3 separate regions of the Homo sapiens genome follow, and all the other regions are linked to region 2. A link is a contact called in ENCODE Hi-C or POLR2A ChIA-PET data. All regions are on one chromosome and are shown on one strand. The core of a region is the stretch at or near the end of the contact, and the rest is flanking DNA. Distances in the headings are between cores, read along the strand shown.

What was found. A loop is a pair of places that touch in the nucleus more often than their neighbours do. ChIA-PET counts read pairs that join two places held with the same protein, here RNA polymerase II (POLR2A). Pooled maps may share reads with other maps.
Region 1: a map of naive thymus-derived CD4-positive, alpha-beta T cell shows a loop between it and region 2 (13-fold over the local background). The contact joins the promoter of PCNX4 here to the promoter of NAA30 in region 2. A Hi-C loop is called at or near these places in 2 of 168 maps with a recorded cell type or tissue (both naive thymus-derived CD4-positive, alpha-beta T cell), 1 of 37 single-sample maps with no recorded cell type and 15 of 50 pooled maps. POLR2A ChIA-PET finds 5 or more read pairs at or near these places in 1 of 52 experiments (AG04450).
Region 3: a map of CD8-positive, alpha-beta T cell shows a loop between it and region 2 (33-fold over the local background). The contact joins the promoter of PPM1A here to the promoter of NAA30 in region 2. A Hi-C loop is called at or near these places in 1 of 168 maps with a recorded cell type or tissue (CD8-positive, alpha-beta T cell) and 14 of 50 pooled maps. POLR2A ChIA-PET finds 5 or more read pairs at or near these places in 1 of 52 experiments (CD4-positive, alpha-beta T cell).

Annotation. Positions count from the first base shown.
Region 1 is chr14:60,089,269-60,093,736 of GRCh38, reverse strand. PCNX4 (pecanex 4) reads right to left here and starts at 1,814. Exons shown (of 11, transcript NM_001330177.2): 1 at 1,318-1,814. It overlaps PCNX4-DT (PCNX4 divergent transcript), which reads left to right and starts at 1,991. Exons shown (of 5, transcript XR_943918.4): 1 at 1,991-2,034. RefSeq lists enhancers at 987-1,620, 1,584-1,773, 1,864-1,993.
Region 2 is chr14:57,387,519-57,392,431 of GRCh38, reverse strand. It overlaps NAA30 (N-alpha-acetyltransferase 30, NatC catalytic subunit), which reads right to left and starts at 1,846. Exons shown (of 5, transcript NM_001011713.3): 1 at 1,727-1,846; 2 at 704-1,475. The coding sequence starts at 1,474. RefSeq lists silencers at 1,319-1,468, 1,599-1,738 and an enhancer at 867-1,862.
Region 3 is chr14:60,247,119-60,251,375 of GRCh38, reverse strand. It overlaps PPM1A (protein phosphatase, Mg2+/Mn2+ dependent 1A), which reads right to left and starts at 2,155. Exons shown (of 6, transcript NM_021003.5): 1 at 1,699-2,155. RefSeq lists silencers at 1,172-1,911, 2,112-2,211 and enhancers at 2,312-2,661, 2,722-2,771, 2,081-2,809, 3,352-3,601.

The DNA.
Region 1 (4,468 bases), core at 565-3,064, 2.7 Mb before region 2:
GTTACCATATAACCCAGTAATTCTACTCTCAGGTATACACCCAACAGAGATAAAAACATATATGTCTACACAAAAATCTGTACACAAAAGATTCATAGAAGAAATATTACTAACAGCCAAAAAATGAAAACAACCCAAATGTCCATCAATGAATGGATAAATGTGATATATCCACACAATGAAATTAGACTATAAAAAGGAATGAAGTACTCATACATTCTACAACATGGCTGAACCTTGAAAACACACTAAGTGAAAGCCCGTTACAAAAGGCCACATATTGTATTTTCCCGTCTATGTGAAATGTCCAAAATAAGCAAATTTATGGGGACAGAAAACAGATTAGTAATTGCTTATGGCTGGTGGGGTAAGGATAATGGGGGGAGGGAGGTGGTGACTGCTGAGGGTAAAAGGTTTCTTTTTGGGGTGATGAAAATGTTCCAAACTTGACTGTGGTAAGGGTTGCACAATTCTATAAATGGGTGAATTGTATTGAATGTAAATTACATCTCAATAAAGCTCTTAAAAAAGAAAAAGCTTCCCTGATTGGTATTTTCCACAGCAGTTAATAATTAGAAGGCAGCTCTTTAAGTAGGAAATTTAGGAGCAGCCAACAGATGCTACAAACAGTTAAATTCGTGAAAAGGCAACATCTGAACTGGATGCTATGCTAAAGGTCTGGGGATTTGGCGTGAGTGGCGGTGGATACCAAATAACATGAAGGGCAGTCTTTGCCCTAACTGCAGGAATGATTTAATGAAGAAAACAAACACCTAAAAATAGTAAAAAATGAGTAAGTGAAAAATGATGGATACAGAGCAGATAACCAATTCAGCGGCATGGAAAACAACTTCCGATTCACTGGAGTAAATTCTGGTCCTGGAGAGACAAGAGGTTGTGGGGACAGAGGTCGAGATCAGTGGGGAAGGAGCGCTTCACGTTCAGGGGGCCATGAGTTGAACAATTCGGACAAAAGAGGTTTAGTTGGAGATATTGCGAGAGTACAGTTCTACCTAACGGACACAGCTCCGGGTGGGTGTGCCATATTCCATTTCGTACGAGTCTCTTAGAAACAAAATGCTACAATTCAACAGGCTAAAGTAGTCTTTCAAAGGAAAGTTAAAATCACACTGAATTACTATCTCTAATGACTGAGTTCATTAAGCGCAATAATTGCACTTAAAGGTTTTGCAACGAAAAACGAAAAATATGTTTCTTGTGGCAATGAAAGCCCCTAGAACAACTTGGCTCTCCGCACAGGCTTGGACATTAAGATGCCGAAGAAGTCCCGAGGTGGACGTCGGACAACGAACGTACCTCAAGTCACCCGAGGGAAGAGAAGACGCGAAGGCATCCCAGGGACCGCATTTTTGCAGGTAAACTCGGGCTGGGCGCTCCCGCCGGGAGGTTGGTTAGTGCCCGAATGCGGAGGCAGAAAAGCTGCGGCGGCCGAATAACGAGCTCACCGCGGCCCCGCCCGGGCCAGCTCTCGGTTTCCATGGCTAACGTCTACTCCGGCGGCCGCCACCCGGAGCTGAACGGAGCGCGTGCGCGTTCGGGGACCTCGTCGGCGCCTGGCTGGCCTCGCTGCCCCGGTCTGTGCTCGCTCCCGAGGCGGGCCCTGCCGTAAAGCAGGCTTGGCCTAGAGGAAGCAGGGAAATAGCGCGCTTCGTTCGCGCCAGGACTAGGCCAACATCTGCCTGGCCGGGGACGACGGGAGTCGCTCGTGCTCTGGTCTCGCACTGGGCCTAGCAGAAGCAGCAGCGGGGAAAGCCGAGACGCCCTGAACGTTCCCTTGGGCCGGGCCTTTACGCAAGAGCGTCGTTGCCCTGGTGACGTGACGTCCTTCCTCAGGATTGTGCGCCGGGGTGGGGAAACAGACGTGCAACCGCCATTTTGCGCATTAATTTACCAGAGGTCGGGTCAGGCTGTCTTAACGCAGGCAGAGGGGTGTGGCAGATCTCCAACCGCTCGGGGTCCCGTGATTTCCATTAATGAATTCGCACACTGGCGTTACCACTCAACACACCGACGGTAATGAATGTTTTTGAGTGATACTTCATGCAGCCTATTCGGCTTGGACGATTGGGGACTGCATAACGTGATCGCTATCGCCTCAGTTTGTGGCTGCGTTTTAAAATACAAGGAACCAACATGTCCATTATAGAAACGTGTTATTAAGATATTAATAAAACAAGGCAGAGTTCCGGCGTTCCAATTAAAAGGCCATGGCTGATTCATATTAGTGTGGCGGGAATCTTTACAGCCTGGCCGCAAAGACCCCAATTAACGCTAGTTAAAAAGTTATCCCTATACCCAGGGCTCACCTCCCCCATTCTCCACGAAATATGATCCCCCCCCCGCCCCACCAAGTTCTGGACACGTTCCAGATTGCCAACTGGGAGTCCTCAAGACGGCCCCGGAGAGCGTTAACAATGATTGGTCTCAGCTGATTTAGAGGCTCGGGTAAGGGAACTTTGAAGCTAACTTGTCGGTATCAAGGTACCCGCAATTCCCCCATGTGATTGGGTAGATGCCCTAGCAGTTCTGCACACTTCAGCGTCCAAGATGACTTGTGGACTGTTTTGTTTGGATCTCCATTCCTCAAAACTATAAATGCGGCCTTAATTTTTTTTTTTTTTTAATTCTTGGCTCTTGGCTGTCTTGGAAATGCTGACTTTGTATTTAAGTATTTAGGTTTTCAGGTCGTAATAGAAAAATAATTACTGTGTTCATATTAAAAGCCAAAGCTTTATTTATTTATTTTTAAGATATTGTGTCCAGAGCAAAAGTGTAGTGTGTTGAAAGCATGTGGAAGAAAACCCCGGATATACATATACTTGTCTTCAAGGACTTAATTTGCAGGTAGACCCTTTCATAGTTTGGTATCTTCACGATTTGATAGAATATGGGAAAACGTGCTGTTGGTCCATCCATAGTTTTTCTCATTGAAGCTCACTCATTGCGGGTCAGAGTACCACATTAAGCATCTCGGAAGCATCACTTACCGCCAAGAAGTCTGAGTTTCATGTAATTAAGAGTGGAGGCTCCAGAGTCAGGAAGTCTGGGTTGAAACCCTGGCACTACTGCTTACTACTTGTGAGATCTTGAGGTTATGTAATTTCTCTAGTGCTCAGTTTCCCCATATCTTGTAAAATAAGGCAAATAATAGAACTTAACCCGCAGAGAGTTATGTCATTGGATTAAATCAAATAATTGTAAATTGCTTAGCAGAGTAAATGGCACAGCTTAAGTGCTTAGTAAGGATGAGCTATTATCTTTATGTAGAGAGTCTGTATTTATGCTTGTTCTTCTCATGGGCATTACATATGACCCAAGCAGAATTAACATGTTTATTGTTGAAATATCTGCTGTTTTTCAAATATATTTGAACATCGTGCTTTCTTAGAATAAAATTAGTAGGGCATATGGTACAAGCCCTTTGGTTAGCTGTGTATAAAATATTCATTCAACATTTATTGAAATAGTGAAGGGAATAGTGGTTCCTATTTGTCAGGAACTACACTAATTGCTGCAGATATAAAGTCAAATAAAACATGATCCTTAAGGAATTTACCAAAATATAACTTGGACATCAAGGACATAACTTGAACAACAAGGACATCAGTAATTACAGTGTATGTGATAAACAGGTATGCGCTGAGCTTCAGAAACAAAGTGGGACACATAATTCTGGGGAAATTAAGGATGGTTGCAATCCATTTTTAAAGGGTGAGTGGACAGCTGGGCCAGGCGTGGTGGCTCTTGCCTGCAATCCTAGCACTTTGGGAGGCTGAGGTAGGAGGATCGCTTGAGCCTAGGAGTTTGAGGCAACATGGTGAAACCCTGTCTCTACAAAAGATACAAAAAATTAGCCAGGTGTGGTTGTGTGCGCCTGTGGTCCCAGCTACTCAGAGGCTGAGGTAAGAGGTTGTTGCAGTGAGCCGAAATTGCACCACTGCACTCCAGCCTGGACAACAGAGTGAGATCTTGTCTCAAAAAAAAAAAAACAAAACAAAAACAAAAACAGAGTTAGCTGGGAGAAGAGGTATTCCAGGTAGGGGAACATTTATTCTTTAATTCATTCAACACATACTTAGAGCATACATAGAATCAGTACTTTGTGTACCTCATTTAATCTTAACCTTATGAGGTAGCTTATTATTATTTCAAATGTAAGGAATCTGAGCTTGAGAAAAGTAAAATAAGTGATGACATCTGGAGTTGAGTCCGTATCTGTATGTCTTCAAGATTCGTGTATTTTTTCCTACCCTGCTGATTCACATAAAATGAAACAAATTGTGAAAAATCTGGAACTGCTGCTTCAGCCAGAGAAGATGTTTAGCCAGGCATTATCATGACATACGTGTTATTGTGTAATGGTAATGCCCGTTTTCAGTTCATACCCAAGTTAACTTCTCTTGCTAAAAAGTAAAACAAAAGCAAAACCCACACCATAAACCCTCAC
Region 2 (4,913 bases), core at 597-3,096:
TCTTAAATTAAAAAAAAAAAAATCAGATCGGTAACAATTTCACACAAGTTTTCTACATTCCACAAAAGGGTATTTTGTTCAAGTTTCAGGAGTCTTTCAGCCACCAGAAGTGTTAGTAGCGCTTTCTGGAATGGAGTACCAGAAAGCAGGCTGGCTACAACTGTTAATTGTCCAGTTGAAGTAAAGAGAAACATCTCCATAATTACCGAAAATGCTTGTAAGATTTAATTCTCCAATATGACCACACCAAGTTTGCTGACATCCATGTTCACCACAACATGTTTATGCATACACTCTTCCCTGATTATGGTTGTAATCGAGAGACTAATAAGGCCTGTATCTGAACAGAACCATGTTCAAATTAAATGACTGTAAAGTGTTTGAGGATGCGGGCGGGTAATTAAAGACGGTTAAACACGATTATAATCTAATGTAAACAAGACACAAGACCCCCACCCCAGTGAAACACGCCACCATACAGGCTTGCTGCAGTTACACTAGTATCACGTTAACCCGAATCATGAAGTCTTACCTTCAAAACAATTTCATTAAATAACTAGGAATGTGTACAGCACTTGACATCATATAACGTACTATGATACGCAGCAGGAGATATCCACTGCCACATTCTGGGCCCTCACTCCCTGCCCCGCACAGTCTCGATCACTGCTGGGTTCACCCTCTTTTTATTCTATCCACTTACCAAGAAGCACAGCTGTGGCCAGTTGTGGATAAAATATCTATAGGTATAAATGGAGTAGGGTTCGGACAGATCTTTGGTGATCAGTCTCATGATATCGGGCATTTGTAGCTCGGATTCATATCGGACATATCGTATCGTCCGATCCTCCCCAGGCTCAACCTCCCTGCCCGAAGGGCTTCTTAAGCTGCAGTCGGCGGTCAGGGACGAAGACAGCAGCCGCACCTGCTCGTCTTCCTCCTCCTCCTCCTGCTCGGTGCCCTCGGCCAGTCCATTGCGGGCCGCCGCGGGATCGCTCGCCGCCGCTGCCTCCACCGGGCTGGGGACCGCAGTTCTTGCATTACTAGAGAGGGAGTGAGGGGGCCTCTCGCCCGAGTGTACCCCGGCTCCTTTTGTTGCAGTCGCTCTGGGGCCTCCGTCAGGGGTGGCTGTGGTCGCGGCCACCTCTGCTACGCTCAGGACCTTGCTCTTGAGGGAGGCGGCCGCCCGGAGGTGCCGCAGTTCGGGGCTAATCAATCCGTTGAGCTGCTGCTGCTCCTGCGGCGGCTGAGGGCAGCGGAGGCACGGATGCCCCTTGGCCGCCACCGTCGCCGACTCTCCGCCCGCCGGGCTCCTGCTGCCGCCGCCTTCGTGCTCTTCGTCGTCCTCCTCGTCCTCGCTGCAGCAGGCGAGGGCGGCCCCCGCCGGGAAGGGACAGCGGGGCTCGACCGCCGCCGGGGCCGGAGGTGCTGGTGGTGGGAGGAGGCTGCTAGGCCCAGGCGGTACCTCCGCCATCCTAGAAGCGACACAGACCGAGAGGGGAGGCCATGAAACCCGGCCGAGGAGCGCGGAGAACAGGGGGCGACGGATGGGGGGCGGCCGAGGTGGGGGGAACAAAGGCAGAAACCGTCCCTCACGGAGCTGCCCCCCAATTCCCCGCCACCCCCCCGCTCTTCAGCGCCGCCCAGCTGCTCAGCCGGCCACCGTCCCCGTCCGCCCGGGCCCACCCGCCAGCCCTGTCACTCGCGGCCCCTCCTCACGGCTCACCCCGCACGGGTCCCCGCCGCCGCTGCCGCCACTCCTCTTCCTCCGCCACCGCCGCCGCCTCCTTCGCAGCCGCGGCAGCCTCCACAGCCGCCAAGGTTCTCACTCAGCCGCCGTCGCCGTAAAGCGCCTCAGCTGTTAGGCCGGGTAAAGTTTCCTGGGCCTGGCTTTACGACACTTCCCTGCCTGCCGGCTGCCCGGGCCAAGAGAGAGGGGCGTGGAGGGAGGTGACCTGTGGAGGGGCGGGGACAAAGGTGTCTCCTGCGGGCTGCGGGGAAGGCCGCGTGCTAGTGGGTGGGGCTGTGGGGCCGGGAAGTTGCAGAGGGCTTTGGAGTCACAGGCTCCCAAACCCTCTTCCTCGGTTTGGGGGCGCCTCAACCTGCGGTGCTTGCCACGCGGGGCCGGGGAGGGATGGACCGGGCAGGCGCTCCCTGCTTAAAGTCTACCGCGCACTCCGAGCTGTAGCGAATCTCGCCAATTCGGGGCCTGTGGAACAAGCCGTTTACAAGTCACCTAAAAATGCCCTTTTAAAGCTGCACAGCGTTTAATGTTTGCCCTGACCAGGGGCAAGGAGGATGGGGGAGGAGCGATTAAAAATGGAGCAAATCAGAGAAGCCGACCGAAAAAGAAAGGAAGATTTGAGCTGTGAAAATATGGGGATGGCTGTCGAAACGTGGTGGTTTGCAGTGTGAATTAAGTTCAGCTGGCCCTTGCCACTTTGAGGCAAGGGAGTCAGCCCTCTTCCTCTCCCTCCTTACTCTGCTCCTCGCACCCAGTAAAATTGGAGGCAAAAGTGACTGACAGGTGTTGGGCAATTGCTAGCACACCTGGGGAAGGGTTAGAGAGAGGTGGTGAAAGAGAGTGACCAGGGCTAAGAAGCACACTCCTAAACTTGTGACACAAATAGGTTAGGAAGCACTGGTAAACAGGTGGCCTGATCCTCCCAGGGGATCTGCCTATCGAGTGCAAAGGGGATAGAACTTGAGCTTGTGGCTGGGCGCCTTCTGCTCTAGTCCACAATTGACTCCCGGCAGGTCTGAGCTGAGACAGGTAGTGTAACTCACCCGCTCACTGAACAAATTCGGTTTTGTTAAAAACCTGATTTATAGAGCTGGTCTGGTGTGCCGCAGATGGACGTTTTCAATATATAATTCTATGACGGAACACGTTTGCAACTTTTTGCCGTAATCTAAACTCTATGTATAAAGTATTTATTATGCTCGCAGATTCTGTGCCTCTGAAATCCAGACAGAGCACAACTGGGATGGCTTTTCTCTACTCCATTATGCGTAGAGCTTCAGTTGGAAGACTCTAAGGCTGAGGAGTAGAATTATTTGAAAACTTCACTTTCACCGCTGATGGTTGATGCAGGATAAAGGCTGGAGGCCTCAGTTCTAGTCCATGTAGACCTCTCCCGGTGGTCTTTTAGCATTGATTGGTTTGGGCTTTGTCACAGCCTGGTGGCTGGGTTCCACGGCAAGTATCGTGCGAGAAAGTCAATCAGAAGCATATTACCCATTATAACCTAGCCTTAGAAGTCATGTAGTCTCTAGCCAGGTGCGGTGCCTCACGCCTGTAATCCTGGCATTTTGGGAGGCCCAGGCGGGAGGATCTCTTGAGGCCAGGAGTTCGAGACCAGCCTGGCCAACACAGTGAAACCTCATCTCTGCCGAAAAATACAAAAATTAGCCGGGCGTGGTAGCTCATGCCTGTAGTCCCAGCTACTCAGGAGGCTGAGGAGAATCACTTGAACCCGGGAGGCGGAGGTTGCAGTAAGCCGAGATTGCGCCACTGCACTCCAGCCTGGGCAACACAGGGAGACTCCCTCTCATCAAAAAGAAACAAAAAACAAGTTATGTAGTGTCAGTTCTGCTGCATTGTATCTAGGCAGACACAAAATTATATCCAGTTTTGACAGGAGGGGAAATAGACTCTACTCTTGGTGGAGAGAGGCAAGGTTCTCAAAGAGCATATGGGACCAGAAATATTGCTGTGGCCATTTTCAGAATGTATAACTTGCTACAGATACATTGAAAACCTCCTAAACACCTTGATGTGTGGGGGATATAAATGAGATGTATAAGTACAGCGTGATCCCTTTTCTGTCTTTTAAAAAGCACAAAACAAAACCATGTTTCCAAATGTGCATACATTGTTTAAAGATACATGTTTTTCAAAGTTTCTAAGTGTAACCTGGGTAGTCAGCCAATGAAACAATGATCTGTTCAAATCATGGTGGAAAAACTGGCCCAAGAGGCACCAGATAATTCCATAAGAGATGTTTAAGGGTGAATTTTACTTAGAAAAATACCTCTCAGTAATTTACTTTTAAATGTAAGCCCTTCCTAAAAAGCATGTACCTTCACTGTAGTGAATGAATGGCAGCAGGCCTTCCTGTTCTTTCTGTGTTGCAACTTGGCATTGAGCTCTGTCACACTGAGGAGCTGACCAGATGTTGTCTCAAAGTGGTTTTCAGAAAGTCAAGAGTTGTAAGGACCTTCTTGAGGCCAGGGAGTAAATGTTAGTCACTTTGTATTCACATATCAAACACATAAAAGGGAAATTGTTAAGCTTTTTGACTGAAGTACACCAGTCTCTCATTCAGTAACCTAGAATGCTTATAATGACAAAGTAAATTCTGACCTCCTCAATAACTAGTGGGGTAATTCTAATGTCTCAGCCCCAGTGATTTTTCTTTATATCCCAGTATTAAAATTACAATGTTGGCCTTCTAAATCAGATGACATCTCTAAAAAAAATTGCCTTTATAACTTATGAAATCTTTTCTATTTGATTCATGTTTACTTGATAGGATGATAGCACTATTTTAGGCATAGAAATAGGATTAGTTCACTCTAATGCTTTAGACATATTTACTATTATGAGACTCTGAAAAAACAACTACCTCCATGAGCAATACTTCATAGGAAAGAATGGGCTCAGAGCAAGGTGAGTGTAGCAGTGATACTCTTCTGTGTGGTTAGTTGATATTTTCATTGTTTTGTAATATCCTATGAAGCAACAGCCATTTTTTCTTTTCTTTTTTTTTCTTTTTTTTTTTTTTTTACTATTGTTGTTCTCTTTTGAGGAAGAAGAGAACATGCCTTAATTTTTTAGAAGAAAAAAAAGCTTCTCATTAAATCAATTAAAATAACCAATAGCAATTTTAAAACAACATCCTGAAGCAATT
Region 3 (4,257 bases), core at 906-3,405, 2.9 Mb before region 2:
CAAGCCAAATAAAAAGCAATTTGATGACTATTATTTCTCAAATATAATTGAGGTAGTTAACTTCAAACATTATCAGTCTTAATACACCTTTCCCATAATATAATTACTTCACCGATCTAAAAATGTTTTATGATATCAAATTAAAATGTCTTAGGCAACTGCCATGTGCAGGAAGTTCATTATAGTTTCAATAATGTGGTACTGCTGTAAACTTCCAGGTTAAAAGTAATCATCCTTACATGACTGAAAGTTTAATCAGATACATATAAGTTACACATAACAAGAACAAAACTATAACACTAGGAAATGTTACTTTGTGCTTCAAATTATTTATTGGTAAAGAAAGCATTAAGTCAGTAAAAGCAGCATCTAAGAATAGAGAATCTCCTTATTTTCAATTTTCTCATTTGTAAAATAAGGAGTTACAGAAATACAATCTTTGGAAAAGGCCCAATATGTAGCAAGATAAAAGTATAAAAGTAAAGTGTTTCAAAGAGAGTTGGGGACCAAGCTATGCTAAATTCCCAAGTGCTCTGGAACCCTAAGTCTCAGCAGAGTAGTGTTTCAACAAATCCCTCCACTTTTCGGAGCGCAACACATGTAAAGTGGTTGTGTTTAAAACCCCAACGTGCAAGTTTGAAAAGACTGTTTTACAAAACAATTGTTAAAATGTCTAATTTCTCTCAATAATGTCAAAATCATTTCCTTTGAGAAAATGATACCTATCTCTCATACTCTTCCAACCACTTCTTAAAACACATTCAGCTCATTATTCCAATGAGCAGGAAACTTGCGGGGAGGTGGGGCTAGCACACAGATCCCATGGCTTGGACAACTGAAGCATGACTTTTGTGGATTTGTACCATGTGGTGTTTCAGGAGAGAAGAAAAATACCTCAGGTGATGAAATTTTCAAAACGTATCTAAAACTGCAGTTGGTAGAAGGCTCTCCACAGCCAGCTGTCTTTCAAGAAAAGGCTCCAAGTTTATTTAAAATCTACAAGCAGAACAGAACCATACCTCAACCAAGCTCTAACATCAAGAAGTTTTACCCGATTTACGTAGTTAAAAGGATAAGAAATCGGAATTTACTTCAATGGATTTGTTCGATGCCTTAATAATGAATGAACTAGAGGCATCACTCACTGACTTGAGTTCTGAAGGAGTCTCTCAGCCCTGCCCCCTGTAAAACCTTAAGCAATTTCTACAGAATTAGGTTTTTCGAGGCTAAGCCCGGTTCAAAGGAAGTCTCCCCGCCTCCCTCCCAGGGGCTGAAGCCCAGGACAGCCGGGGCGGCGCGCCCGAGCGGGTGGGGGCGCGGGGACGCCCCCTCCCCGCTCGGGAAAAGTTCTGCAGGCCGCTCTCCGGCCAGGCCGGCCTGCGGCCGTCGCCTGCTTCGCCGCCACAAACACCCATCTCGGCCGCGGACGGCCAGAGGGTCGCGCCCCCTCCCCGCGCCACCGCAACTAACACCCCGCCCCCGCCTCCCCGCCACCGCCCTCGCCGAGCGTTAACCCCTCGCCGTCCGCCGCCCGGCTCGGGGGAGGAGGCCGGCCAGGGGGTGGAGTTGTCGCGTCTCCTCCCGGGAGCGCCCGGGCAGACGCCCGGCTTGTTTACAGGCCCCAGGCCTGCCCGCCGCCGCCGCCGCGCAGGCCCGCACCGCCCGCCAGCCCGCCGTCGGCCCGAGCGCCGCACTTACCCGGAGCAGCCGCAGGCGGGCAGGTCCCTGGTCGGCCGAGGCGGCGGCGGCGGCAGCCGGGGAGGGGGTCACCGCGGCGGCGACGGCGGCAGCCGGGGGAGGGGTCACCGCTGCAGCGGCGGGCCAGGTCAGGCTGGGGAAGGGGCGGAGGAGGGGAGGAGCCGGGCTGCGTCCGGGCCCCCGGCTGTCGGCGCCCTCGCGGCTCAGATCATCCGGGCGTTGGAGAGGGAGGCAGAGAGCGGGTCCCGGAGAAGGAGGAGGAAGAGCCGAGGACTCATCGCTTTCGCGCCTCAGCTGTCTAGAGTCCCCCCACCCCCCCCTCCCCAACCACCCGTTCCGGAGCAACAGCCGCCTGAGGACCCGAAGCTGCGGGCCGGACGAGCGCCGAGACCACTGCTCTCTAGCTCCCGCGCGCGCTCCCGTCCCTAGCGCCGCCACCGCCGCCGCCGCCGCCTCTAGCGCGGCCCCGCGCAGGCGCGCTCACGACCGCGTCGCCCCTCCCCCACCCCTCCGCTCGCCCCGCCCCGCTGGCTCCGCCGCCGCTACAGCTGCGGCGCGGCGCGCAGCTACAGAGACCCGGATGTCGTTGGGCAGGAACTGCGGTGAGGGCTGGCGGGCGGGGGAGGGGCCGCCACAGATGACGTCACTGCCTTACCCAGCTTCTTTCTCTGCCGCTGCTGCTGCCGCCGCCTTTGCCTTACGGCCTGGAGCACCAGGCCGAAGCCGAAGGGAGCGTCCGGATCCCGGATAGCAGCCAGGACCCGGGCCTTCACGTTCCGGCGCCAGGGACTGGACAGAATGTGCGGCTATTAGGTGCCCAGTAGATCGACAGCCCCTCCGTGCCGGCCCTTGGCCAAGTAGGGACTCGGAAGCTACCCCTACGGCGTCCGCGCCCGGAGCCCTGGCTCTTCTACCTGCCTGCAGATACAAACCCCACTCCCTGCGAAGATGGTGTACACGCAGCCCCGAGCACAGACCCGAAGCTGTCCACCCTTCTTGGGCGCCGTCGCGGTCTGGCCGCTGCCCTTCGAACCCATGGTGGGTCCCAGGCAGCTGCCAGACCCCCCTACCCCAGAGTCCCACTCCTCCAGAGCCTTCCTCTCCCAGTGACCCCAGGAAGCCCAAGCAGGTGCCACGGCCACACACCTCGCGACCCAAAGGGCAGAGACACAAGCACGCTACCACCGCCCACCAATGTGCGAGTGCAACTGATTCACGCACGGGGCACATGCTCTGAGTTTCTGGCAGGTTTTCCCTCTATAGTTCAGGGGATTCCACATTGTATTTATTTGCACATGTTAGATAATCACGTGGTTCTGTCCCAGGGGACCTCCAACGACCTCCAATGAGGTAGGTTAAGGGAACAGGATTTTTCAAAATCAGGAGAATAATCAGAAACATAACAGCTGCTTCTATTAAGAGGTAGAGATGAGCTAAAGTTAATAGAAACTGCACGTGCCAGCGGCCAAAATCCAGTTTAGCTAGCTGGAAAACCCGACCCACGCTGCTTGCAGACGCCGGGGATAGAATGACAAACCCTAGGCAGCCAATGAATCGCAGCCTAGGAGCAGTACATCACCAGCACGGGTTCCCATTGGCTGGGGTGCCCTTCCCTCTCTTGTCAGCGGCTTAACCAGTTCACGAATTTGACCTACACCACATTCGCAGGAAAAGAAGTTAGAAGAAAAGTCCGTATTTTTAAAAGATGTTCTGATGCACACACAAACCAAAGACTTCATTGTAGAAGGCAGGTTCTTTTACTGGCCAAATTGAGTTCTGGCCAGTAAAAAAGGTAAATTTATGTTGAAGGCCTCTCTATTTTACTTGAGGAGCTCACTATAGCAATTTGCACCCTACTACTTTCTATCTCCTAAACCATTTTGTTGCCCCAACTCTTAGATCAAAAGCAACCTATTTATTCTTTCTGGCATTCAGCAAATATTTAGCTGCTGCTTTTAAAGTTGTAAAAAGCCATCTCTAATTTTCTCAACATGACTTTGGGGAAGGTTCTGTTTCCTTCACTTTTTTTTTTTTTTTTTTTTTTTTTTTTGAGACAGAGTCTCGCTCTTTCATCCAGGCTAGTACAGTGGCACAATCTCGGCTCACTGCAAGCTCCGCCTCCCGGGTTCATGCCATTCTCCTGCCTCAGCCTCCCGAGTAGCTGGGACTACAGGCGCCTGCCACCACGCCTGGCTAATTTTTTTGTATTTTTAGTTCAGACAGGGTTTCACCGTGTTGGCCAGGATGGTCTCGGTTTCCTGACCTCGTGATCCACCCTCCTCGGCCTCCCAAAGTGCTGGGATTACAGTCGTGAGCCACTGTTCCCGGCCAGAATTCCTTAGAAGATGATCGTGGATCATTTCCACATATACAAAATAAAAATAAAATTCACTATGCATTTGGTCTCAGTATCATCTGAGGATACATTTCCTAATTCTCCACATATCTCCCCGACCCCCCAAAAAAAGAAATTAGATCAGAGATCTTTGAAACGCTACCTTCTTGGAATCCTTAATACTCCAGGCAAGTAACAGCATGAGTAGCATGCTGGTGGACTCA